Regions from separate parts of the Mus musculus genome. Here region 2 is linked to region 1. The links are chromatin loops, found by intact Hi-C in ENCODE. Cell type or tissue: heart. All regions are shown on one strand. Links, peaks and the distances in the headings refer to the core of each region. The heading gives the core; the rest is flanking DNA. Region 1 overlaps Wdr48 (WD repeat domain 48). Region 2 holds the start of Ccr8 (chemokine (C-C motif) receptor 8).

What was found. A loop is a pair of places that touch in the nucleus more often than their neighbours do. Peaks named below come from ENCODE experiments on the same cell type or tissue, not always from the same donor. Only the 100,000 strongest peaks of a DNase experiment are listed, where the experiment ranks them.
Region 2: a loop joins it to region 1, with 6 times the contacts of the local background. A loop is called at or near these places in 2 of 42 quality-filtered maps.

What each region holds. Positions count from the first base shown.
Region 1 is chr9:119,906,841-119,919,286 of GRCm38, forward strand. It overlaps Wdr48 (WD repeat domain 48), which reads left to right. Exons shown (of 19, transcript NM_026236.3): 6 at 288-376; 7 at 846-947; 8 at 2,511-2,735; 9 at 4,184-4,258; 10 at 5,527-5,629; 11 at 6,788-6,885; 12 at 9,886-9,993; 13 at 10,271-10,367; 14 at 11,622-11,717. Among named protein-coding and RNA genes, the nearest start is that of Gm2449, 18 kb to the left of the region's middle. In heart, for the core only: a CTCF peak has its summit at 6,773 (motif pointing right); no DNase peak of the experiment used is centred there.
Region 2 is chr9:120,091,561-120,104,006 of GRCm38, forward strand. It overlaps Ccr8 (chemokine (C-C motif) receptor 8), which reads left to right and starts at 573. Exons shown (of 2, transcript NM_007720.2): 1 at 573-628; 2 at 2,247-3,346. The coding sequence starts at 2,261. The coding sequence ends at 3,322. In heart, for the core only: a CTCF peak has its summit at 7,333 (motif pointing left); no DNase peak of the experiment used is centred there.

The DNA.
Region 1 (12,446 bases), core at 2,527-10,526:
AGCCCATCTTTGGAAATATACTGCTTATGTGGGTCAATTTTAAATGGCAGCACAACTCAATTTAACAGATATAATATTAAGCACTTGCACATACTCAATTTCAGGAAAAAAACCCACTAATTTTGGTGATACTGTTATTTGGAATTATCTCTGTTATAGATAGATTTCATTTTCTTAAAGTATGTGTAAAGATAGGATTTTTTTTTTCAAGTCAAATGTGTAAGCTTGTGATTTTTGCTGACAAGTTGCTGATTTTATTAACATTGAACTCCCTTTATCCTCAATAGCTTCTTCTTTAAGTGGGAACAAAGACTCCATTTATAGCCTGGCCATGAACCAACTGGGAACAATCATTGTATCAGGGTCCACTGAGAAGGTAAGAGAGGCCTGCCAGGATATCTGAACCAAGAAATGGAGTCATTGCATCTGTTCAGTTCTTAAACACATACACAGAGCTTAGTGAGGTGGCATGCAGAGTCTCAGCACTCAGGAGGCTGGGGCAGGATGATTGCTTGAATCTAATAAGAGTTCAAGACAGCCTGGGCAACACAACCAAATTCTTGTCTCAAAACAAACCAAAAAATAAAAATAATAAAACACCAGTCATTTTGTCTAGTGAGTGATAAAAGAAATATTAATTGCATGTGCATATAGTGATGGAGGCTGTGTAATTTTGGCATTAGAAAAGTATTCTCCAAACATTAGCAGCCATGGGCAACATACACTGGCTACAGCAGCGTTTCCTCTCCAGAATGTAATAGTTGGCATTTGATATGAAAGTTGGGTGCTTTCAAAAGCTGGGTGTGTCTAATCTGGCTTATCTAATACTCTGTAAAAACTGGCAGGTTCTGAGAGTGTGGGATCCAAGAACCTGCGCGAAACTCATGAAGCTGAAAGGACATACGGACAATGTGAAGGCCTTGCTGCTGCACAGGGACGGCACACAGGTAAGGGCCGTGTGCAGACTCAGCTTCTGCCCTCTAGGCATGGCTGGGGACGATGATTTGAACCATAAGATACATGTGTGGTTTACATCCTAATTTTCAGTGTTTAGTATACTAAATTGTGGCTCAGGTAGGAGCACTGTTGTTCTTGCAGAGCACTGGAGTTCTGTTCCCTCACATGGGTCTGGAGTTTATAACCTTCTGTAACTCCAACTCTAGGAGCATCCAGTTCTCTCTTGGCCTCTGTACAGGCAGATGTGGTGCTAGAGAAGGAACTGAGAGTTCTACATCTTAATCTGCAGGCAGCAGTAAGAGTCTGTGTTCCACTGCATAGAAGACCCCCCAAAGCCCGCCCCCACAAGTGGCACACTTCCTCCAGCAAGGCCACACCTCCTAGTAGTGCCACTCCTTGTGGGCCATCCATTCAAATATGGGAGTCTATGGGGACACTCCTACTCAAATTCCACAGGCAGTTTTGTTGTCTGTCGCTATGTTTTATGAAGTTTAAGTCTCTAGCAGTGGTCTCAGAAGCCTAATGCTCTTCCTGTCCACTGTAGTCTGCGTCATTTCTTTGAGTTGTAATGTGCGTCTGTGTGAGGTGATTTAACTATCAGATGCAAAGCCCTCAAAATCAACTGCATTTGCTCTAAGCCTTGATGGCAACAGGGCTCAGTTCTAAAAGCTACCTGTTGGATCTTAAGATGCAGTTATCTGCCACCCACAGGGTTTTTCTGTTCACTCAAATCCCAAACCTATCTTAGGGGTCTGAGATCCCAGCATCAGGCAACTTCTCCAGTAGTAACCTGGTCTGCGTCTTTGCTTTCTCCCTGCTTGTAGCTGTGCAGTCTGCATCTGGTCCTTAACTGTTGCACAGTATTAAGCTATGTGGACTTTCATAACACTATCTTGGCCAGACCTTGCTCTCTGTAGACATATGTTCTAGGATGAAGGATTGGAGCTTTCCTAAGAGTGTTGCCACCTCAGAGGAGTATCTTCTACATAGAGAGCCCCTCCTTGGGCCTGTCCCATGTCCCGGCCCCCGCACACCCAGGTTGGGTCAGTTCTTCTCTTGTGAGCTAGTTAAAAGAGGGGATTAAATTTCCAGTGCTCCTAACAGTCTGTGAGGAAGCTTTCTAGTCTGCTCATTTCATTAAACCTCTCTACAGTTTGACAGGCTCACTGGCCCAGAGCAGTGCCATCAGACCGAGACCATGGGAGTTGCCCAGGAGCCTGCTGGACCTGTTGGTTAACCCTGCTATACTTTTGCCTGCTTAGGTCTGGATGGGGCCTAAGAGTTTATGGTTTTACTAAGTTCTTAGAGAAGATGCTAGTTCTGAGATCACAACCACCTTATTATCTTCAGCTGCTTTCAGACTCTGCCTACCTCAGTAATCGATCTTCCATACATAGCTCATCATTAGTGTTTACAGAACCAGCAGGCAGCTGGATAGAGAGGACAAGGGCATGTTGGCTCTGGTGTCCCCTGCTGGAGCACACCTGTTGGGTTTGCTCATCTCAGACTGGCTTGCTCCCAGAAGCACCTCACCTTATTTCCTTTGTTCACAGTGCCTCTCTGGGAGTTCTGACGGGACCATTCGCCTGTGGTCCCTTGGCCAGCAGAGATGTATAGCAACATACCGAGTCCATGATGAAGGTGTTTGGGCCCTACAGGTCAACGATGCCTTTACACATGTATATTCTGGAGGACGAGACAGGAAAATCTACTGCACAGACCTAAGGAACCCTGACATTCGGGTACTGATTTGTGAAGAAAAAGCACCAGTTCTCAAGGTGTGTTGAGTTTTTGAGTTTCCCAACTGAGGTTGTGAGCTTTGGGTATGTACAGCAGAATCTGCAGTAAATATGAACCAGATAATGGGGTCAAGAAGACCCTCTGTCCTCAACAGGGTAGGGAGAGTCTTGGTGTAGACACGTTGTGATATCTGAAGTACCTCTCTGGGGCATGGATAACTTCCTGTTGATAAATTCTAGTGATGCTGTCAGGCATGCTGCAGAGTTTGCCTGGCTCTTCTGCCCTGCTCAGGGAAGAACACGAGCAGTTAGGGTGTCAGTGAACAGATAAGCGCACGCCTTTAATCCTAGCATTCAGGAGGCAGAGGCAGGTGGATTTCTGAGTTCGAGGCCAGCCTGGTCTACAGAGTAAGTTCCAGGACAGCAGGGCTACACAGAGAAACCCTGTCTCGAAAAGCCAAAAAAAAAAAAAAAAAAAGGTGTCAGTGTTAAGGCCTCCGCCTCAGCACTGAGGAATGGGAGGTCTCCTGAAGGAGGAGAGCCAGTTGCATCAGAGTGCAAACACACTGCCTCCCAGCAGACCTGGGGGAGTCAGGACAGATGGGAAGCATCTGCCAGGGACACAGAGGAAGCAGCCATGGAAGAGACTTGGTCATGTGAGCACTGCAGGTGCTGGCAGCTCTTGGCTGTGGATGGCAATATAAAGCAGGCAGCCCCGGGTACCTATATGTTGAAGACAATCACTGAGAATTCCTGGTAGCCAAGAGTCAAGAAATGCCACTCTAGCTGCAGTCTCCTGATGTTAGAAGAAGAGTGGTTCCATTCGAGCATAAATATATGTCTTACATTCAATGTACAGCATTTTGAAAGGACCAGAGGGCATGTGGTGATGTGATCCTGGGAGCCTATCCCCCAGGGGTGGGCTAACTTCATATCCACTGTATTAGGATTTTTTTTTCTATAAGCATTCTCAAAAAAAGGAAGAAATTTATTTCCTCATTAAGAATGTAAGCTAAGCATGGTGGCCACCAAAGGCTAACTTCAAAGGCACAGCAAGAACCTATCTCAGAAAAGTGCACAGACACACACACAGAGTAAAAACTAGAATAGCAGAAGCAGAATGCTGCTTTTGTTTCAGAAAGTCCTTGTCCTTTTGGCTGTGCCCGCTTAGGTCTCAACAGTTAACCTCATTTAAAACTGTGAGCCAGCTGCACACGTGCACATACACAGGAGCAGCTGCAAGTAGCTTTCTGGTGGGAGGGTGCTCACCTACCATTCAGCCTCTCCAATTCTGCAAGACGCGACTCCTTTGGTGACTGCTTTCCCTGTGCGTCTACAGCTTACTGCTGCAAGCCTGGTGCAGGTGGTGTACAGGTGTTGACAAAGGAGTGATGTACCTTGATGTTTCACGTGCTAATAATTCACCTCTGGGCCAACAGCTCAGTTATCAGCCCTTGACAAAGAAGACTTTTGTGTTTGGTTTTTAGATGGAACTTGACAGATCAGCAGATCCCCCTCCTGCAATCTGGGTTGCAACAACAAAGTCCACAGTAAATAAGTGGGTAAGTGCATGACCGTGCTTGTGACAAGTCCGTAGACATGGTTGGCTTGCTATCTCAGACATGCCAGGTACCAGCAGCAGAGGTTCATTGTGGCCCCATCCACATTCCCATGGGAATGCAGGTGTAATCCCAAGAGTGGGAGTAACCCTGACATTGGTGGGCAAAATGAAGCTGCTTTTTCTTTGTTACCAGCTAGGATATGTGCTTGATGTACTTAGAACAGTGCTGCCTGACTAAACCAGTCAGTGTCAGACAGCTTCTGACCTTAAAATACTGCACCTGAGAATAGGCAGTCCAGCTGGACTCCTGCCTGGGAGACTGACAGATGGGAGTGCTGCATGTTCAAGGTCAGCCTGAGCTACATAGCAAGACACTGTTTCTGTTAAACACACAAAAAGAATGAAGCAGACAGTCCACATACCCATTTTTCTGAAGGTAATAGAACAGGAGGCTGGCTTCTGACTTCCTGCCTTTCTCCAAGTTGTGGAAAGCAGGGTCAGTAGATATAGATTGGGCAGTTAGGTCCTCATAGCACCAGCTCCTTACTTAAGGAGCTCAGCTTTCTTATGTTGCTGACTCTGGGAGCTAGGGGGAGGGAGGGTTTGTGTGCAGGTCAGCTTCACAACTTCTGTGAGTGCCTTTGTGTCTGTCAGTTACAATCTTAACTGGAATAGTGCCTTGCTTTAGGGCTGTCTTAGTTACTGTTCTGTTGCTGTGATAAAACGTGAAGGCACTTTACAACAGAAAGCATTGAATTGGGTACTAATCAGGAGATTAGTCCATGACCATCATGGTGGGGAATGTAGTGGCAGACAGGTATGGCGCTGGGGCAGTAGCTCAGAGCTCACAGCTGGTCCAGAAGTTGCAGGCAGGCAGAGTGTGGGCCTGGCATAAGCTTTTAAAGTCACAAGGTGCCCCTCAGTGACACTTTTGTTCCTACAAAATGACACCTCTTAATCTTTCAAAAATTCAAATATATGAGCCTGTGAGAGCCATTCTCATTCAGAGTACCACAGAGCCTTGTGGGTTTGCTCTTTGTTTGTTTGGGGATAGTTGTAAGTTTTTCTTTTTAAGAAAGCTCAACATTCTCTCCTTAAGACTTGTTGGGGATTTCTTGCTGGTTGACTCAGTGGCTTCCTGCTGTGATTGGGTATGTCTCATGTACCTGTGATAACTCAACATTTACTAGTTCTACAGCTATAACATTCTCAACTCTTGACAAGCCTGGAGAACATAAAATGCTGAAATTATTAATTTTGTTCCTTTAGACACTGAAGGGAATTCATAATTTTCGAGCCTCTGGTGATTATGACAATGATTGTACAAACCCCATAACGCCCCTCTGCACACAGCCCGACCAAGTTATTAAAGGTAAGAAGGCCCCAGGCAAGCAGACTTTAATGAGGTTACAGTTAATGAGCATGATGACTTTCAAAGTGGCGGCCTTTCTTTAAATGCAGTGCTGCTATAGACAAAAGCCCAGTAACCTGTGCTTGCTTTTAGCACAAGAAAATGATGGTAAGAGATGAGAAGGGTTTTTAAGAACGTGTTTGATGTATTCTTTGACTGCTTCTGCCATGTGTATCGCGCGTCGTCATCATCATACCTATTCCCAGGTCATCTCTTCTGGTCCCTTCACACCTCCTCAGCATGTCCCCTCCTACCTTCATGAGTGATTTTTAAATAACCGACTGGGTCCCATCAGTGCTGTCCATATGCACAGGAGTGTGGGGCCCACAGGCCACCTACCAGCAGTCACAAGAAATGAGTTTTTGATTGATTTTTTTTTTTTTAATTAATGGCTATTGGTGGTACAGATGAGGGCTTGCATGGGGTGCTTCAGTACATGCATGTATAGCGATGAGGTCCGTTCTCCCAGACCTAAGGGTTGCTTTCTGAGTGAGTGAGAACCTTGGTGCTCTGTGTGTCCGCCTGTGTCTGATGCACTGTCTTCAGCTGTTTGCTGCAAACAGGACAGGACACCTTTTGCATTCGGTATACAAAAGGGCTGCCTTTATAACTGTGTATTGTGACACTAGTCTCTTGTTCATATTCTACCCTACAACACAGTAGCCAGGGTAAAATATCTTTAATCTTGTCTGGGCACAAGCCAGATGTCAGCTTTAAAAGGGGGTGGAGTTGCGTTTAACGTTTGCACTTAGGACTAGAATCCTGCCTGACACATTGATCTGGAGCACTTAGCCACCTCCGGATAAGACACGGTTGAGGAGGTGCAGAGGAAGGGAAGGCTGGAGTAGAGGCCAGGCTGGCAGGCTGGCTCAGCACTTGCTGCTCAGTCCGCACAGCTCCGCTCCTCTCCCCAAAACCCACGTAAACAGAGAAGGGGAGGGGAGAACCAACTCCGTGACAGTGAGGAGTACTAGTCTTTTTTTCTTTTTTCTTTTTTCTTTAATATTTTTTATTACATATTTTCCTCAATTACATTTCCAATGCTATCCCAAAAGTCCCCCATACCCTCCCCCCCAGTCTTTTTGTCTTTTGCCAGTTGTTTTTTTTTTCCTCCTTTAGGGGGCGCTAGTATTATTCAGTGCCACATCCTAAATGACAAGCGACACATATTAACCAAAGATACGAATAACAATGTGGCGTACTGGGATGTATTGAAGGTGAGTGCCTGTTGTGTCCTCTGTTTCCCTTAGTTTTCCTCCTCTGTACATGATAATATTTATTTACAGTAATACTTTATTTGGAGGTGGATATTTTTGGATATAGGATGGTATGTATGGTAGTAGCTAACCTTTTTAAGCATGTAAACCATTTCCCTGGCCACTGTATTACAAATCATATCGAACACTGCTTTATTTTGGAAGGTTCTCATCATTATGCTATGGGCATTTAGGCTGGATCATTCACTGAGTGTAAGGAGAGCCATTCTGTCCTGTCCTTTCTTTTACAAAAGGGTCCCATGGTAACTGGGAGGATCCAGAAAAGCCCTAACCATCAGCAAAACTGCTTGACTCTTCCCAGACTGCGCCCTCCCCATCACTGAGTGTCTCCACGGTACCCAAGAGTCTTGCCATGCTGTGTCTCTAGTTAAACTAGCAGGCTGGGGCTGCCTGTGGTCCTGTTCCCTGGTCTTGCTCTGTTAGCTGCACTCAGTAGAACCCTGCTGTCTGAATGGGATAGAGTTCTATTTGGTGAGGCTCCAGGGTATGTGTGTCATGGTTGTCATCTCTACAAAAAACGGCTTCCCATGTCTGGATATGAACCTTGAAAGTCCTGAGGTCACATGATCTGGTATAATAAGCCTAACAGGGTAAAGAAGAAGTCAAGGAAGTTTGGGGACATGAAGGAGAGGGCAGAACTGTGTTCTAGTCTGTAGCCACATGACCTGCTGGACTTACCGAAACCTGTGGCCTCAACCCAGAAATGAGGGGAACCCATTCTCTGGTGATGTCAAGGACATATTTCAGAACCATGCAACACAGGGCTCAGCATATAGGAATCTGCTACAACGAGATGGGTGGGAAACAAAAGAAAGACAACGGAGACTGTGAAGGAGAGGAAGGCGTGAGGATGAGTCCTGCGCTTCTGTTGTGGACTGAAGTGATAGAGGCAGACGACGACAGCCCAGCTATCAGGAAAATGGTGCATGTGAGTTTATCTTGCTAGGTGGACACCTGTGCAGGCTATAAACACACAGCAGCCCTCAGCGTGGGCATTACAGATGATGTCTTGAGGATTGTCAGGATTTCCAAGAAGCAGGACTAGGAAGAGGGTAAACTGAGCCATCATTCTTGTCAAGGATTTTAGGAGGAGGCCACCAGTGTGTGAGTGATAAAGATGGGTAAGAAAACCAGAAGCCAGTGACAGCTCAAGGACAAGTGAGGGTTTCAGAAAGGAGCTGAGTTAATGAGAGCCATGAGAGTGGACTCTGGCACGAGCCCTGCAGGCAGGAGCCAGTGGGTTCAGTGTTAACGGCAATGAAGAAAGAAACTGTCTTGAAGTCACTGGATTACAGGAGTTAGGTAGAGAGGGGGGGTAGTTGGGAAAGGGTTAGGAGCAAGATCCAAGGAGAGGCTGTTTTTACTCTGTGGGCTGTGTGTGTGTGTGTGCGCGCGCGCTCAGGTGTGTTTAGGGTGGAAGAATTTGAAACTGTTTGACTATTCCTAAGAGGAATCCATTGGAGTGGGGACTGTCAGTATGTAAGTCTCCCAGGGAAGACCCGAACATAACCAGAGGGCACCTTTCCCCCCAACCCCTCTGGGAGGAGGAAAAAAGGGAGTTTCTGTCTAGGCTTGCTTACGTATTCACATGCACGCACACTTCCAGGTAGCAGTAATGGTCCAATTGTGGCTGGAGACAGTGATTTTATGGTGACAGATACAATGGAGATCTGAGGGGCAATATGCCATCTGTGACTGCATTTGAATGGAGCAGGGCTTGGGTTTCCAGAGAGTTAGGGGAAAATGGTCTGGGGGTGCCAGCTAGGACCAAGGAATATGTGTGTGGTGCAGTAAATGTCATAAGCTTCGGGAAATGGGCGTCTCCTGTGATTTGGGTATGTTACAGTGGTGTATGCTTTCCTTGGGACATTATGGAGCTATAGGATGCGGGAGAGGTCATGTTTACCTGTGAGGAGATTACTGGGGTACTAAAAGCCATGCTAGTGTTGAACTGAGCACTAGGGAGAAACTGTGTTGGTGTTCAGCACTAAAGAGCTATAAGTGGAAACTACCCTAGCACCAAAGATGCTTAAGATGTTTAAGGTTTTGGGGAAGTACTACATTTTTAGAATGAGAGGTGTTCAGAAGTCTTTTTTTTTTTTTAAGGATTGTTTAAATTGTGTATGTATGCCTGTTTTGCCTTCATGCATGTGTTTACCAGGTACCTACATAGGTCAGAAGAGGTAATTAGATTCCCTGGAACTGAAATTATATAGTTCTGAGCCACCATATAGTATTGTACTGGGAATTAAATTTGGGTCTTCTGCAAGAATAAGTGTTCTTAACCACTGAGCCATCCCTCCAGCCATAGAAGTATTAAGGTGGTCAGGAGAGGAAAGCTCTCCGTTAGTCCCTGAACCAGCTGTTGTCCGAAAGAAACTTAGCGCTCGATAAGCAAGCCCTTCTAACCATGTTTCTTGGTTACTTTTCTCCCTTTTGTTTTGAAATTTACTTGATGGTGCTTCTAGCTGAGTGTTAGAAACTTAGTATTAGAAAAATTAAATTACAGCCACATCCCCTAGAAAAGATTGTTTTCAGTTTTAAAAAGATGAAGCGGTTTTTTTTCTTTATGTGTATGAGCATTTGCCTGCACATATGTCTGTGCATCATACCTGTGCCTGGTGCCAGGGAGATAAGAAGAGGGCACCAGATTCCTGAACCTGGAGTAAGTGGATGGTTATGAGGCTGGTGGCCACTGCAGCTGAACCCATTTCCTCTGCAGAAGCAACAAGTGCTCTTAACCACTGAGCCATCCCTCCCCTCACTAATTTAATAGTTTGCTAGCAGGTAGTTATGTGAAAGCCTTAGAATAAAAGAAGTTAGCTATGATATTTTTGAAGTATATTTTAGAATTATTTAAGCAAATGTGAAATTTGGAAGAATGAAGTTTCAGCCAGTTGGTTCCTTACTTCATCCTGACCATTGTGCTTTCTTACGCAGGCATGCAAAGTGGAAGATTTGGGCAAAGTGGACTTTGAAGATGAAATTAAGAAAAGATTTAAAATGGTGTATGTTCCAAATTGGTTCTCAGTAGACCTAAAAACAGGGGTGAGTTAGGCAATCAGTATTTATGTGATTTTGGATAGTTGAAGATCCCCTCCATGTCCTGATTATTCTTAAGGAATTCGCTGTGTTTAAATGTGATATGTGCAGTTGCTTTGCCATCTTACTCTGCTGTCATTTAAGCCTGGCACTTGAGTAAAGCAAGCTGTAGCTGAATCCCAGGAGGCACGGCTTAGCCTTAGTCTGGTGTACGGATGCTGCAGGGTCAGGTGCTGGAGAGGAGGGGAGGGAGAGCGAGCTGCTGACACTGTGCCTCCAACAGATGCTGACCATTACCCTGGATGAGAGTGACTGCTTCGCTGCCTGGGTTTCTGCGAAAGATGCTGGCTTTAGCAGTCCTGATGGGTCAGACCCAAAACGTGAGTTAAGTGTCTTCAATTAAAGAAGGTGGCTGGTCATCTTTGGAAGTGCTCCCCACATCATGACTCTTACTGTCGTTTGTTTGTTTGTTTGTTTGTTTGTTTTGCTTCAAGACAGGGTTTCTCTGTGTAGTCCTAGCTGTCCAGGAACTCACTCTGTAGACCAGGCTGGCCTTGAACTCCGAAATCCACCTGCCTCTGCCTCCCGAGTGCTGGGCTGAGTTCTGGGTTTAAAGATGTACATCACCACTGCCCAAGCACATCCTGACACTGTATCTCACTAAGCACTCTTCTAAGAATTTGGTGTGTAACAATCCAACATGTGTACAAATACAAGGTTGCTGGCTTTAGGGGAGTATATCTGTGAATAACATCCTGTTATTTTGTTTTAAAGAATTGCTTAAGCCAGACATAGTGGCTCATGCCTGTAATCCCAGCCCTTAGGAGGCTTAGGTTGGGTAACTGCCATGAGTTCAGGACAGCCTTAGCTACAATGTAAAACCCCTGTCTGCACAAGAAGGATAAAGAAGCCTGACTGCTGAACAGCAGGAGAGCGTTTCCTCTGCAGCTTCAGTTCTGAGATCAAACACCAAGAAGTTAAGGTTTCATTGCTGTGAAGAGACCATGTCAGCTCTTACAAAGGAAAACATTTCATTGGGGCTGGCTTATAGTATCAGAGGTTTAGACCATTATTATGTCAGCATGCAGGCAGACATGGTACTGGAGGAATGGAGGGTTCTACATCTTGATCCACAGGCAGCAAGGAGAGACTGTGTGTGTCACACTGGGTATACCTTGTACATAGGAAGCGTCAAAGCCTACTTCCACAATGACTAACTCTTCTAACAAGGCCACACCTCCTACTAGTTCCACTCCCTATTGGCCAGGCATTCAAATACATGGGTCTGGGGGGAGCACGAGGGGACATCCTAGTCAAACTCCCACAGTATGTGTACCCCAGTATGGTAGCACATGCCTCTCACTTGAGAGTAGGAAGAAAGAAGATGAGTCAAAGGCCAGGCTGAACTCACAAAGAAAAGACAATGTCTAACAGTTTGAACAGTTTAACAGCCTGTGTGTATAGCTTCTTTAAGGCCTCACATGTAATCCCCATCCTGAGAAGCACCTCTGCCTTCAAGTGTCCATAACTGCCCTGTTCATAGCCACCCCTGCCCGGTCGGATAGTGAACACTGACAACTTCCTGTCTTAGGTTGGAGCTAACAAATTCTCCCATTTCTCCTCTTAACCCACAGTGAACTTAGGAGGACTTCTACTACAGGCACTGCTGGAATACTGGCCCAGGACACATGTGACTCCCATGGATGAAGAAGAGAATGAAGTGAACCATGGTCAGTGTGTGTTTGCTCAGAAAAGTGGCAGTTGCATGGGCCAAGGGATACTAACATAGTGTGCTGAAGTCTGGCATAGCCTGTGGTATGTCTGGTTAATTGTCTCTCTCCTGCATCTGAGTGAGAGCATCCAGTGCATGGAGACAGCTTGCAGGAGTTGTAACATGGCCCTTACAGATAAAAGAAACCCCATATCTGTTTGATACTCAGAACAAACAGAAGCAGCTACCTCTGCACAGGACATTTAAGACACATGGTTATACGAGCAGTTTCCCTTCCTTTTCTCCTCCTTTTGAGAAAAGTCTCTTATAGTCCAGGCTCTGTCCCGGTTGATGTAAACACACCCACATGCTAGCTGGTGCCATTGTGCTCAGGTTCAGGGAGCTGGGGCCTGGCTGTGCGCGTGACTCAGGCACCGGGTCAGCTACATTTACTCTTAGTGAAGCCCTCCAAAGGGGGCTATGTTTCACAGTGGGCAGTCTACTGAACCTCTGATTAGATTCTCTGCCCTTATATATAAAAAAACACCACATTCTTTTTTCGAGAATTTAGTTCTTACTTGTTTTACACCTTTATTACTTTTTTTAATATTAAAAAAAAATTATGTATATGCCAATTACGTGGGGATACAAGTGAAGGCCACACAAGGGTGTCAGATCTCCTGGACCTAGAAAGCTAGGAACTGAACTCAGGTCCTCTGAGGGCCCTTGGCCCTCTTCATCTGGAGAG
Region 2 (12,446 bases), core at 2,397-10,396, 180 kb after region 1:
ACCAACCTAGCCCATTTCAGGAGACCCAAACTAGAGAGAGACCACATCAAAACAACAGAAGCAAATGGTAAGAGACACTAAGAGCAAACGTTCTGCTGAGCAGCAGTGGTGTACGCCTTTAATCCCAGTATTCCAGAGGCCTAGGCAGGTGGCTCTCGGAGTTCAAGGCCAGCCTGCTCTACAGAATGAGTTCTAAGACAGCCACTGTTCTGCAGAGAAACCCTGTTTTGAACAACAAAACAAACAAACAAGCAAACAAACAAACAGGAACTAAGAGTAGATGGACAGATTCCCTCCCATACCACCATCCAGAGGAAAGGTGATGCCCCCTGCTTATCTCTGCCCCAGATCTGAGGTGAAAAGACAGGAAGAAGGTACTGAGAGTCAAGGAGCCCTGGTTGCATAGCACGCTGTTCCATTGCTCTGGAGACAGGGTGGGTCTGTCCCAAACAGCAGAGGGGTTGGGGCTGTAAGTCAGAGGTAGCTCTTACTGTTCCAACCTTTGGATTGGCTGAGGCATGGCATATAGCTGAAGTGCTCAGGAGGAGGAGTCAGCACAGCAAGCAGACATGTGGCAGAGGAGTGGGCAGCTCTGAAACCTCAGAAGAAAGGCTCGCTCAGATAATTGGTAAGAATCATCCTTGGGGTTAGGGCTCAGAGGCAGTGCGGGCACCGTTTTCATCTCCTTACAGAGAGATCAGGAGAAGGCTGATATTTCGGGATCATAAGAGTTTTGAGTGTCTCCAAAGCCTGAGCCCACAAGCGCGTGTGTCTCTTGGTGGCTGATAGGAGCATGTCCCTTGTTCTCCAGGACACAGAAAGGGCTGAAAGCTCTCACAGGAGTAAAAAAATTAGACAAGACAGCATTTTCTGGCGATCATCCTTTCTCCACAGAAAACTTCCATTCAATCCCACCTCCTTGTATGTCTGTCAATGGAGTCTTAGACTCTGCATTGTGTGGGGTGTGGGGAACGGGACCTAGGACCTGGCTCGGGTCCTAAGCATGTGCTGTGCCCCCAGGCCCTGTAATGTTTTATTTCGTGGTGTGTGTGTGTGTGTGTGTGTGTGTGTGTGTGTGAGAATATGTGAGTGTGCGCATGTACAGGAGGTCAGAGGCCAGCCTTGGTGCTATGTTTCAGGCGCTCTCCCCTCGCTTTGTGCTCACCAAGCAGGCCAGGCTGGCCAGGGCCACGGAGCTCTGCCTGTCTCTGCCTCCCCTGCGTGGGCATTGCGAGCACACACTGCCACGCATGGGTTTAGGGGTTTGAACTGAGGTCTCCATGGTTGCTTAGCAAGCACCTCGCTTACGGAGATATCCCCTCAGCCCCAGTGTTTGACACGACTGAATTCCAGCCTTTACCAGGCTTACCTCTGGCGAACCCGGTGCTTCTCGTTTTGAGAGGAATTGGGATCATTTTTTTTTCCTATTGCACTTTAAATCGTTTTGAGGGGGGGGGGTTATGGAAGCAATGAGTGAATGAACTAAATTCAAGAATATCATAGGATACATCCGAAGCAAAATACAAAATGAGACATCATATATGCAGCATAGGAATGAGTAAGCAAATGTTGTCTGTTGAATACATATATACTTTGTTTGTTTGAGACAGGGCTTCTCTGTGTAGCCCTGGCTGTCCTGGAACCCACTCTGTAGACCAAGCTAGCCTCAAACTCAGAGAGCCACCCTCTTCTGCCTCCCAAGTGCTGGGACTAAAGATGTGTATCAACACACCTGGCCTGTATTTTGTTTGTGGATCCATAAAATGAAAGAGAAACCAGGCAGAGTGGCGCGTGCTTTTCATCCCAGCACCTGGGAAGCAGAGGCAGGTGAATCTCTGGGAGTTTGAGGTCAGCTTGGTCTATATAGTAAGTTCCAGGACAACTAGGGCTATATAGTGAGACTATCTAAAAATACCAAAATTGACTAATTACAATGGGGGGGTGGGGGAGAGAGAGAGAGAGAGAGAGGCCAAGCAAGGTGGTACAGATCTGTAATACCTCCACTGAGAAGGCTGAGGCAGGAGGATCATGAGTAGTCTGGGCTATGTAGCAAGTTCCATACCAGCCCAAACCACTTAGTGAGACCTTGTATGAAGGAAGCAAGGTCTAGGGAGAACAGCTTGATGGGAGAGCGCTTGCCGCACACTAACACCCTGACATTGAGCCGCAGGGAGAAAGGGGAGGTGTTTAAGGGCTTCAATCTGTGAATACAGCCCTCAGCACCTCTCACGTGCCTGCTTGACCAGGTCTTCCTGCCTCGATGGATTACACGATGGAGCCCAACGTCACGATGACCGACTACTACCCTGATTTCTTCACCGCCCCCTGTGACGCAGAGTTCCTCCTCAGGGGCAGCATGCTGTATCTGGCCATCTTGTACTGCGTCTTGTTTGTGCTGGGCCTTCTGGGGAACAGCCTGGTCATCTTAGTCCTCGTGGGCTGCAAGAAACTGAGGAGCATCACAGATATCTACCTCCTGAACCTGGCCGCATCCGACCTGCTCTTTGTCCTCTCTATTCCTTTTCAGACCCACAACCTGCTGGACCAGTGGGTGTTTGGGACTGCGATGTGTAAGGTGGTCTCTGGCCTTTATTACATTGGTTTTTTCAGCAGTATGTTCTTCATCACCCTAATGAGTGTGGACAGGTATCTGGCTATTGTCCACGCTGTCTATGCCATCAAGGTGAGGACGGCCAGCGTGGGCACAGCCCTGAGTCTGACAGTGTGGCTGGCTGCTGTCACAGCCACCATCCCCTTGATGGTTTTTTACCAAGTGGCCTCTGAAGACGGCATGCTACAATGTTTCCAGTTTTATGAAGAGCAGTCTTTGAGGTGGAAGCTCTTTACCCACTTTGAAATCAACGCCTTGGGTCTGCTGCTCCCCTTTGCCATCCTCCTGTTCTGCTATGTCAGGATCCTGCAGCAGCTGCGGGGCTGCCTGAACCACAACAGGACCAGAGCCATCAAGCTGGTGCTCACCGTAGTCATTGTGTCTTTACTCTTCTGGGTCCCATTCAACGTGGCCCTTTTCCTCACGTCCCTGCACGACCTGCACATCTTGGATGGATGTGCCACGAGGCAGAGGCTGGCTCTGGCCATCCATGTCACAGAGGTCATCTCTTTTACCCACTGCTGCGTGAACCCCGTCATCTACGCGTTCATAGGAGAGAAGTTTAAGAAACACCTCATGGATGTGTTTCAAAAGAGCTGCAGCCACATCTTCCTCTACTTAGGGAGACAAATGCCCGTGGGGGCGTTGGAAAGGCAGCTGTCCTCGAACCAGCGATCTTCCCATTCTTCCACCCTGGATGACATCTTGTAAGGGGAGTGTGCAGGGCAGGCAGACTCCACCTGCATTGCCCTTCCTGGCCCCAATCTTCTCCCCTCCCCCCACTCACGTCTCCCTTCCCCTCCTTTTCCCACTTCTGGTTTACAGAAACAGAGTCTCACTATGGAGCCCAGTCTGGCTTTGAACTCTCAACCTTGTTGCCTCAGCCTCCTGAACGCTGGACCAGCACCATCCTACTTTAAAAGAGATAGAATACATGGTTTTCTTCCTTGAAAAATGTGACCTCCTAGTTTTGGGATTTTTGTGCTTGTGTCTATGACAAATAATATCTTGTAGTTTTTCTCATTTATAATGATCCGTCCTGGTTTGGTTTCCTAAAGTGTATTGACAAATACTCCTACTCTCAGGAGCTGAGGAGATGGCTCTGCAGCTAAAGGCACTTGTTCTTACTCTGAGAACTGGACCCAGGGGCTGGAGAGATGGCTCAGTGGTTAAGAGCACCGACTGCTCTTCCGAAGGTCCTGAGTTCAAATCCCAGCAACCACATGGTGGCTCACAACCATCCATAATGAGATCTGACGCCCTCTTCTGGTGCGTCTGAAGATAGCTACAGCGTACTTAGATATAATAATAAATAAATCTTAGGAAAAAAAAAAAGAAAAAAAAAAAGAGAACTGGACCCAGTTCTCAGCACCCACATGGTGGTTCAAACCATCTGCAACTCCAGTTTCAGGGGATCTGGCGTCCCCGTCTGGTTCTGTGGACTCTAGGAACACATATAGGGAGCATACATAACTGCAGGCAAAACACTTATACACATAGAATAGAGTAAAATAAAATCTATTCTCTGAAATGGTAAAAAAAAAAAGGTATTTGTGTGAAAAAATGGCATTACTTGCTCTTTGAAGGTTTGATACAACTTATTAATAAACCAATCCAGGGTACTTCTGTACAAAGATTTGCATTTAATTACCAAATGGAAGCGTTCAGCCTTTTTATCTGCTTGTGGTTTGTAAGAAATTCTGCTATTCTCCTTAAGTTCACAAGTACATGAGTACGAATTCTTGACAATTAATTTTGTTGAACAATCTTTTTGTAGTATGAGGGTGTCCCTTTCTGGTCCTGATACTGATCATTGTGGCTCCCCCCCCCACCCCCGTCTCCTCCTCCCCTCCCTCCCTCCCCTCTCCTAGATCAGTTTTGTAGGACTTATCTGTTGCTTAAATCTCTGCATCGAGCCAGCCTTTGGCCTCGCTGACTTCCTGTCTCCTCTGCTCGTTGATTTCTGTTTTTATTTTCATTTCACCTATTTGCTTTGAGCCTGGTTTTTATATGGGCTCCTGGAATCGTCTATTGTCTCAGTATTCACTTGGGGTGCATTTTACACATTTTAAGTTTGGTCTTAGCCAGAAGTCTGAGAAGTAGTCGTCTACTCCTGCCTTAGCCACTGTTCTACTGCTGTGAAGAGACGCCGTGGCTAAAGCAACTTATAGAAGAAGACATTTAACTGGGGGCTTGTTCAAAGCTTCAGAGGGTTTATCACCATGGCGGGGAGCAGGGTGGCAGGCAGGGAGGCATGGTGAGAGAAGCAGCTAGGAGCTTTCCATCCTGATCCACAGCCAGGAGAGAGAGAGAGAGAGAGAGAGAGAGAGAGAGAGAGAGAGACAGAGACAGAGACAGAGACACAGAGGAGAGACACAGAGAGACAGAGAGACAGAGAGAGACAGAGAGACAGCGCTTCTTCAACAAGGCAACACACCTTCTAATCCTTTTCAACACTTCACCACCAACTGGGGGCTAAGTATGCAAATATATGAGCCTATGGGGCTCACTTAAACCACCACAACCAGCAGAAATGTTATTATATCAAGAATTCAAATTATTCTGGAAAGTAAAGAAGAATTCATAACATTGAGAAGAAAAAAACCACGACAACTTCATACAGTATTTACTTACACTCTTCTCAGAGAACATACACATAGGGTTTTATTCCTTTAAGATATATCAAGAATTATTTTATGATGCAAGACATGGTTTCCATTCACCCGTGAAGGTAACAGGTTGCTTCTGCAGGTAGCTAGTCACGCAGTTCGAGGCTTCTGTGTTCTCGCTCTTTTTCTGATTTTTTTTTCCTTTCTGCAGCTATCTTGTTGCTTTTGTGAATCGGGGAGTTTAATGAGGGTTGCTTTCAGAGGTCTGTGGGTGAAGAGCGTTTTGCAGGAACAAGAGCAACTACCACTGGTCACATCACTGAAGAAAATGTCTGCCCACTAAGACTTTTGTACTCTTTATTTGTTTAAAACAACTTTTATTTTTATTTTTATTTTTATTTATTTTTTATTTTTGGTTTTTTGAGACAAGGTTTCTCTGTATAGCCCTGGCTGTCCTGGAACTCACTTTGTTGACCAAGCTGGCCTCGAACTCCCAAGTACTGGGACTAAAAGTGTGTGCCGCCACCACCCGGCACAACTGTTATCTTATTTTTTTTTTTTAAATGTGATTTATTATGAGTGTAGAGATCAGATCAGAGGACAACTTGCAAGAGTTGGCCCTGTCTTCCCAGCGCATGGGTCTCAGGGATGGAGTCCAGGCACCTTCCCCTTTGAGCGGCTGCACAGGCTGAATCCTTGGTGATTTCCCCCTGGTTGTTTATCCCATGAGTCGATAGGAGAGGCACTGCAAAACACCCAACTCTGATTATGGCTTATTTATTTTCCATTTTAATTCTGTTTGTTTTTACTGTATGTTTTGAAGCTGTTTTTTTTTTTAAGATTTTTTTATTTATATGAGTACTTTGTAGCTGTCTTCAGACACACCAGAAGAAGGCATCGGATCCCACTACAGATGGTTGTGAGCCACCATGTGGTTGCTGGGAATTGAACTCAGGACCTCTGGAAGAGCAGTTGGTGTTCTTAACCACTGAGCCATCTCTCCAGCCACTGAAGCTGTTATTAGTATGGACAAATAAAGAATTGTTCTGCATGTTTTTAAACCAAATAGCCTCTTTTGTTATTATGAAATTTCCTTTGTGTTCTTTTTGAGAGGTAAGTAGGTGGGTTTGAGACAGGATCTATCTATATAGCCCTAGCTATCCTGGAACTCACTGTGTAGTCCAGGCTAGCCTTGAACTCACAGAGCTCCACATACCTCTGCCTTCAGAGTGCTAGGATTAAAAGCACGAGTCACCATGTCTGGCCGAATAAATATTTCTACAAAGCAAGTTTGAGGTTAGCCTAGGATACAGAAGACCCTGTTCCCCCCCACACAAAAAAAAAGTTTAAGGAAAGATAAAATTATTTATTGTTATGGCAAGAGGTTGCCAAGTTGGAATCTTAGAGTAGGATGTTGCCGAAGCCACAGGCTCATAGCTCATCAGTTGTATCAGCTAGCAAGGCCACCATCTTCCTCACAGTCTCCATGCTTCTCTGACTGAACCTTGCAAGCACCCAGTGGGCAACATGCTGTGTGGGGTGGGACAGGCAACTCTGCAGTGTGTGTGAGACATGGGGAGTGGAGAGGGGCTTCCTCCGACATTTTTCAAGACTGTCAGCTTCCAGGAGTCCTGCTCAGATGGTTCTTATTTAGCAAGAGTCACTCGGGCATCTTGAGTCACACTAAGCTTTCTGATGGGGCAAGGACCTGACTTGGTCCAGCTGCATCCCTTACAGCTGGCCTCAGGTAAGCTCTCTGAACTCCAAGAGGCCGTGGGTAAGAGGGGGTGGAGTGAGCGGAGACAGAGGGACCATCTGTCCTGCCTGCCCACACAGCTGCCTGATATCCTTACAGAACCCGTCAACTCCCTTCATACATTTAAACGAAAAATCTTAGTAACGTGATGAAATAAACAGCGGACAGGTTAGGACTTGTTTGTTTGTTTGTGCGTTTGTTTGTTTTCTTTTGGTTATCACACTTGGGGTAACTGATATAACTGTTTGCTGCTTCCAATTCCTTACCCATTAAAGGGGACTGGGAATGAAGCTAGAACCGGGTGAGGAATTGGTTAGAACCAGGAAGTTGTGCTCTATCGCCACCTGCTGTTCACTGTCTAGCGGTACCACCAGCTGCCCACAGTTGCAAAGAACTGGAATTCCCTGATGCTTTGGGTTCATCTGGCAAACCCGCATTTGGACTATGTGATTGAATGCACATTAACAAGCAAGCAGGTAAACACTTGCAACAGTGGGGTACAGTTGGGATCCCCTGCCTGTCTTGCTCATTGCCACATCCCGGGTCCCAGCTGTTGTGTACTTGCTGGGTGGATTGAGAAGCTAGCCCCTGAAGATCATGAGAACCAGGGAGAACTGTGGGTGGAGAGGCTGCGCGGCAGTTAAGATGCTTACCACTCTTGCTGGAAGACCCGGGTTCAATTCCCAGCACTTACCTGTCAGCTCACAGTCACTTGTAACTCCAGATCCGGGGTATTTGCGGGTCTCCCTTCTTCCCAGGGTCATTGGCCACCAGCCCATGAGGATGAAGAGAGAGCAGAGCCAACGAACAGGGTTTCAGATGGCTCGTGAGTATGAACGGAAATGACGACACTCCAGGATCAGCTTTGGGGAAACAGAACAACTTTATTTGGGGTGAATCGAGGGCTGTACGGCTTTGGGGAAGGGGATAGGAATATCCAATGTTAGCACGAGCCATGTTGGAAATGTTATGGCCAGCAAATCAGTTTCCTGGAGATTGCCCACCATTTTGCATGGCTGCCATGGGTGTGCTTTGAGAGGTATGGATCCCAGAGACTTCGTCTCAGGATTGCATCTCACTGCTGATCTGCCTTTCCTGTCACCATTACACAGTCTAATGATTCCAGGGCATCAGCCCACTCTATTGAGCAAACTTTCTGCAGATCAACATGAAGATGAACTTTTCTGAATTAGTGCTGTTTAGATGATTTAATGACTTTATAGAATTCCTGATTTAATTCAAACAATTTTAAGAAGAAAGTTTAAGGAAATGGTTTTAGTCGTTTTGCCAGAAAGATGGAATGAAGTTAGAATCAAGAGTAGAATGCGCCTGCTCCTCACTAGAATTGTAAGTAAAGGCTGCATAAGAAGGAATCCAATGAGCTTTCACAATTACACTAAGAAGAGAAACTGGCTTGGGACAGATGTGTGATAAAGGAAAAACATTCATTCTAGGTCAGGCCCAAGGGTGAGGCTACAGGTGTGCACTATGATAAAGCAAGGCCATGTGAAACTGTTACTTTGAACTTGTAATGAGCTTAGAGAGTGAAACACTGCTTTGAACTTAACTATCAACATCCTTCTGTAACTCCCCTTTTGTGTAACATTTTATCTATGAGGTAATTTTATAAAGAACTTCTGTCTAAGAAGGTATAAATGTGGAGAGAAAAAAATAAAGTGTGGCTCTGCTCCATCCACCCAATGTATATGTATGTGTGTGTATGTGTATATATATATATATATATATATATATATATATATATATATATATTTGTATATATGTCTGTCTCTATGTACAATCTGTATGTGTCTGTCTATATGTATGTGCATACGTATGAATATAGGTATAAGTGTATGTATGCATGTTCACTTGTGAAATTGATGAAACAGTTGGTCATGCCCAGTCTCGTGTGTGTGTGTGTGTGTGTGTGTGTGTGTGCTTGACTTTATCCTTTTTCTTTGTCTCTGGCTTATATAGCTTTGAGGAGTAAAGGTCACAAGTAACTAAGTTTCTTTTCTTAATCCCCTGCTTCTATCAGTAGGAGTTGATTGCCAGACACCATGAGCTTCTGGCCCCCCCGAACAGTAAGAGAGAATTAAAGGCCAGGGGTCATCAGCCTTTGGTCTTCATCCTATGCTGTGTCCCACCCCAGTACCTGTCCCTGTCGGGGCTGGCTCCCCAGCACAGGGTGGGCAGAGGTCATTAGTTGAAGGCTAAGGCACTGAGATGCCTTATGAACATGGGAGGCACTCTAGGAATTTCAGGTGCTTGCTGACCAGGTTCTTATCTTTATTTGTTTTGTTTTGTTTTGGTTTTTTCCCTGATTGGTTTCTTAGAGGGAGAAAGGACGCTAAACCTATAATCGAACCAAGGCAACATTTCTCAGTTGTGATTCCATATGACACTAGCTTGTGTCAAGTTGACATAAAACTTGCCAGGTCAACAGCACAAGCTGCAGAGGGGCCTCTCTGATTTCCAGGTAGGAAGCAAGGAAGAAGGTTGGAGGCAGGATGCATGGCCGTCCATATCCCTTTGATGGAAACTCATTTCCTGAGATGAAAGATCCTGGCACCTGGAAGTCCTTTAGCTAGGGGCTCAGAGTGTCTCAGTGGGATCCCATGTTCCCTGTGAGGGGAAGGGGCTGCTGCAGGAGCTGTAGCCTCAGCAGCAGCTAGAGTCTAGCACCAAGCCCTTATAGCCACAGGACCTCCATGACTCTGGCTCACCGAGGTGCCCAGTATTAATGGTGTAGCAGAAGCCAGAGGCCTTGAACCAGACCAAGCACAGTTGAGAAAGCAGAACATAAAAGCCTTCTGTGACAACCCCTAGACTCCACCCCAACCCCACTTCCCCAAAATGGCAGCCCTATCAAGAACTAAAACAAAGTGACAAGGATGCTGAAATGTAGCTTGCTCTCCACAGCTGAGGGCTTCTGGGGGGTGGTGGCGGTGGCAGATGGAGACTCACCTTCCCTTGGGGGCTGGCCACTAGGGGTTTGACCATGCTCTGGTGAGTATATAGACAACCCCAAAAGGACTTGGTTTTTGTTTGCTTGTTTCTTCCTTTTTACTTTCATCTGTTTTGGGGGGTGGGGGAGAAAGTCATGGGGGAGGGGCAGCCATGGACAGAGCAGGAGGTGAGCATGATCAGGGTGCATGGTGTAAGAATCTCAAATAATCAATAACAATTATATATATATATGGGTTTTTATGACTCAGGAGACAGAGGCAGGAGGATTGCCTGGGCTACAGCATGAGTTAGACTCAGTATGAGCAATTTCATGAAAAAAATTTTTTTCCCTCTCAAAATAGAAAGCAAAAATGGCTGGAGAGATGGCTCAGGGGTTAAGAGCACTGATTGCTCTTCCAGAGATCCTGAGTTAAATTCCCAGCAACCACATGGTGGTTCACAACCATCTGTAATGGACTCTGATGCCCTCTTCTGGTGTGTCTGAAGACAGCTATAGTGTACTCATATACATTAAATAAATCTTTAAAGAAAGAAAGAAAGAAAGAAAGAAAGAAAGAAAGAAAGAAAGAAAGAAAGAAAAGATGGCTGGGACTAAAAGCTTACCGCTAGAGCACTCACTTGATGTTCGAAGGTCTCAGGTTCAGTTTCCCCTCTATAAAAAAACAAAAACAAGGCCAGGTGTGGTGGCACACGCCTTAAATTCCAGCACTCGGGAGGCAGAGGCAGGCAGATTTCTGAGTTCGAGGACAGCCTGGTCTACAAAGTGAGTTCCAGGACAGCCAGGCTAAACAGAGAAACCCTGTCTCGAAAAAACAAAAACAAAAACAAAATAAAACAAAAAACAAACAAACAAAAAAACAGCCGGTGTGGTGACACACACTTGTGGGAAGCCAATAAACGCCATTACAAGATGGTGCTGGTTTCAATAAGCTGACGCCCATGAATATGGGTAAATAACCAATGTGCGCATGTGCAGTAGAGTTTTTTGCTGAGTCACTGCCTGGCCCAAGGCATGTAAATGAGGTACTGAAAGCATAACCAATCGGGTGTAGACACGCCTATCCTAGGCCTATATAAGCAGCACTGGTTTTTGGGCTCGGGGTCTTTCGCTTTTGCTATCAAGCTCTCCCAATAAACGTGTGCAGAAGAATCCTGCTGTGGCTTCCTTCTTGCTGGTGAGTCAGGCGTCTACAAGTGGTGCCGAAACCCGGGAACAAGACACCTTAAGGCACAAGCGAGGACCCCCAAGAAAGGGAGGATTCAGAACTGCATTTCGTGGGAGAATTAGGGTAAGTCTCTGAGAGGTATGCTTTCTTTCAGAATAGATCCTGTGATTGTTGCTGGGGTTGTGTTGCTTGTTTTCATTCTTGTCCTGATATTGTGTTATTGTCTTAATTTTCACCGCCCTGGACATGAGTGTATCTGCTGGGAATAATCTCACGTAGATAACACTTTAGTCCAGGACGATCATGGGTACTGGCCAGTCTACGCTGTTAGTAGGGCCGGTGCAAGCCTTGCTCAAAGAACGAGGTTTAAAGATTTCTGAAAGTACAGTGAGATGATTCTTAAAGGAGATAGACAGACTCGCTCCTTGGTTTGCCCCCACTGGGTCACTGATGCTACCTAGTTGGGAAAAGTTAGAGAGAGATATAGCAAGAGAGGAAGCTGAAGGAAAAGTGAAAGCAGAAATAAGACCGCTATGGAAGTTGATTAAGGCTTGTATTCAGGACAAGAAATGTGAGCCAGCTGTTAAAGAGGGGCAGCATATATTGCAGGAGCACCAGGAAAGCATGTCAGAAACAAAGAGAAATGAAAAGGAAGGAGCACACAGAAAAATAAGTAAAGGAAGAGATATAAAAAGAGAAAAGGAAAAGAAACCAAAATATAAAGATTCAAAAGATGATATAAAGAATGAAGATCAAAAAATTAAGTCAATTTACCCTCCTCTCGAGGACTTTGAATTACTAGAATTATCTAGCTCGGAGGACTCGGAATTATCAGCAGGGGAGGAGGAAGATTTGGAAGAGGCTGCTACAGAGTATGAGGCAGAAAGATATGGTCCAATAGGGAGGAGTCTCAGTGCTCCCCCACCACCTCTGCCTTATACAGAAAAGAAAACAATTGGCAATGGCCACTCTTTTTGTACTCCTAGAGGGTTGCGTAAAATATATCAGGCTTTTCCTGTTTTTCAGGATCAAGCTCAACAGCGATATTATGAGCCAATATCGCATAAACAATTGAAAGATTTAGCAGAGTCAGTAAGGACCTATGGAGTCAATGCCTCTTTTACTCAGTCCCAAATTGATAGACTGGCTCACCATGCCATGACTCCTTTTGATTGGATGAGTGTGGTAAAGGCATGTCTTACTATGGGACAGTATCTAGACTGGAAGTCTATATGGCATGATCTGTGTTTGAGTCAGGCCCATGCTAATGCTGCTGCAGGGCAACCAGCATGGAGCTTTGAAATGCTTACAGGCCAGGGTCAATAGACAAACAA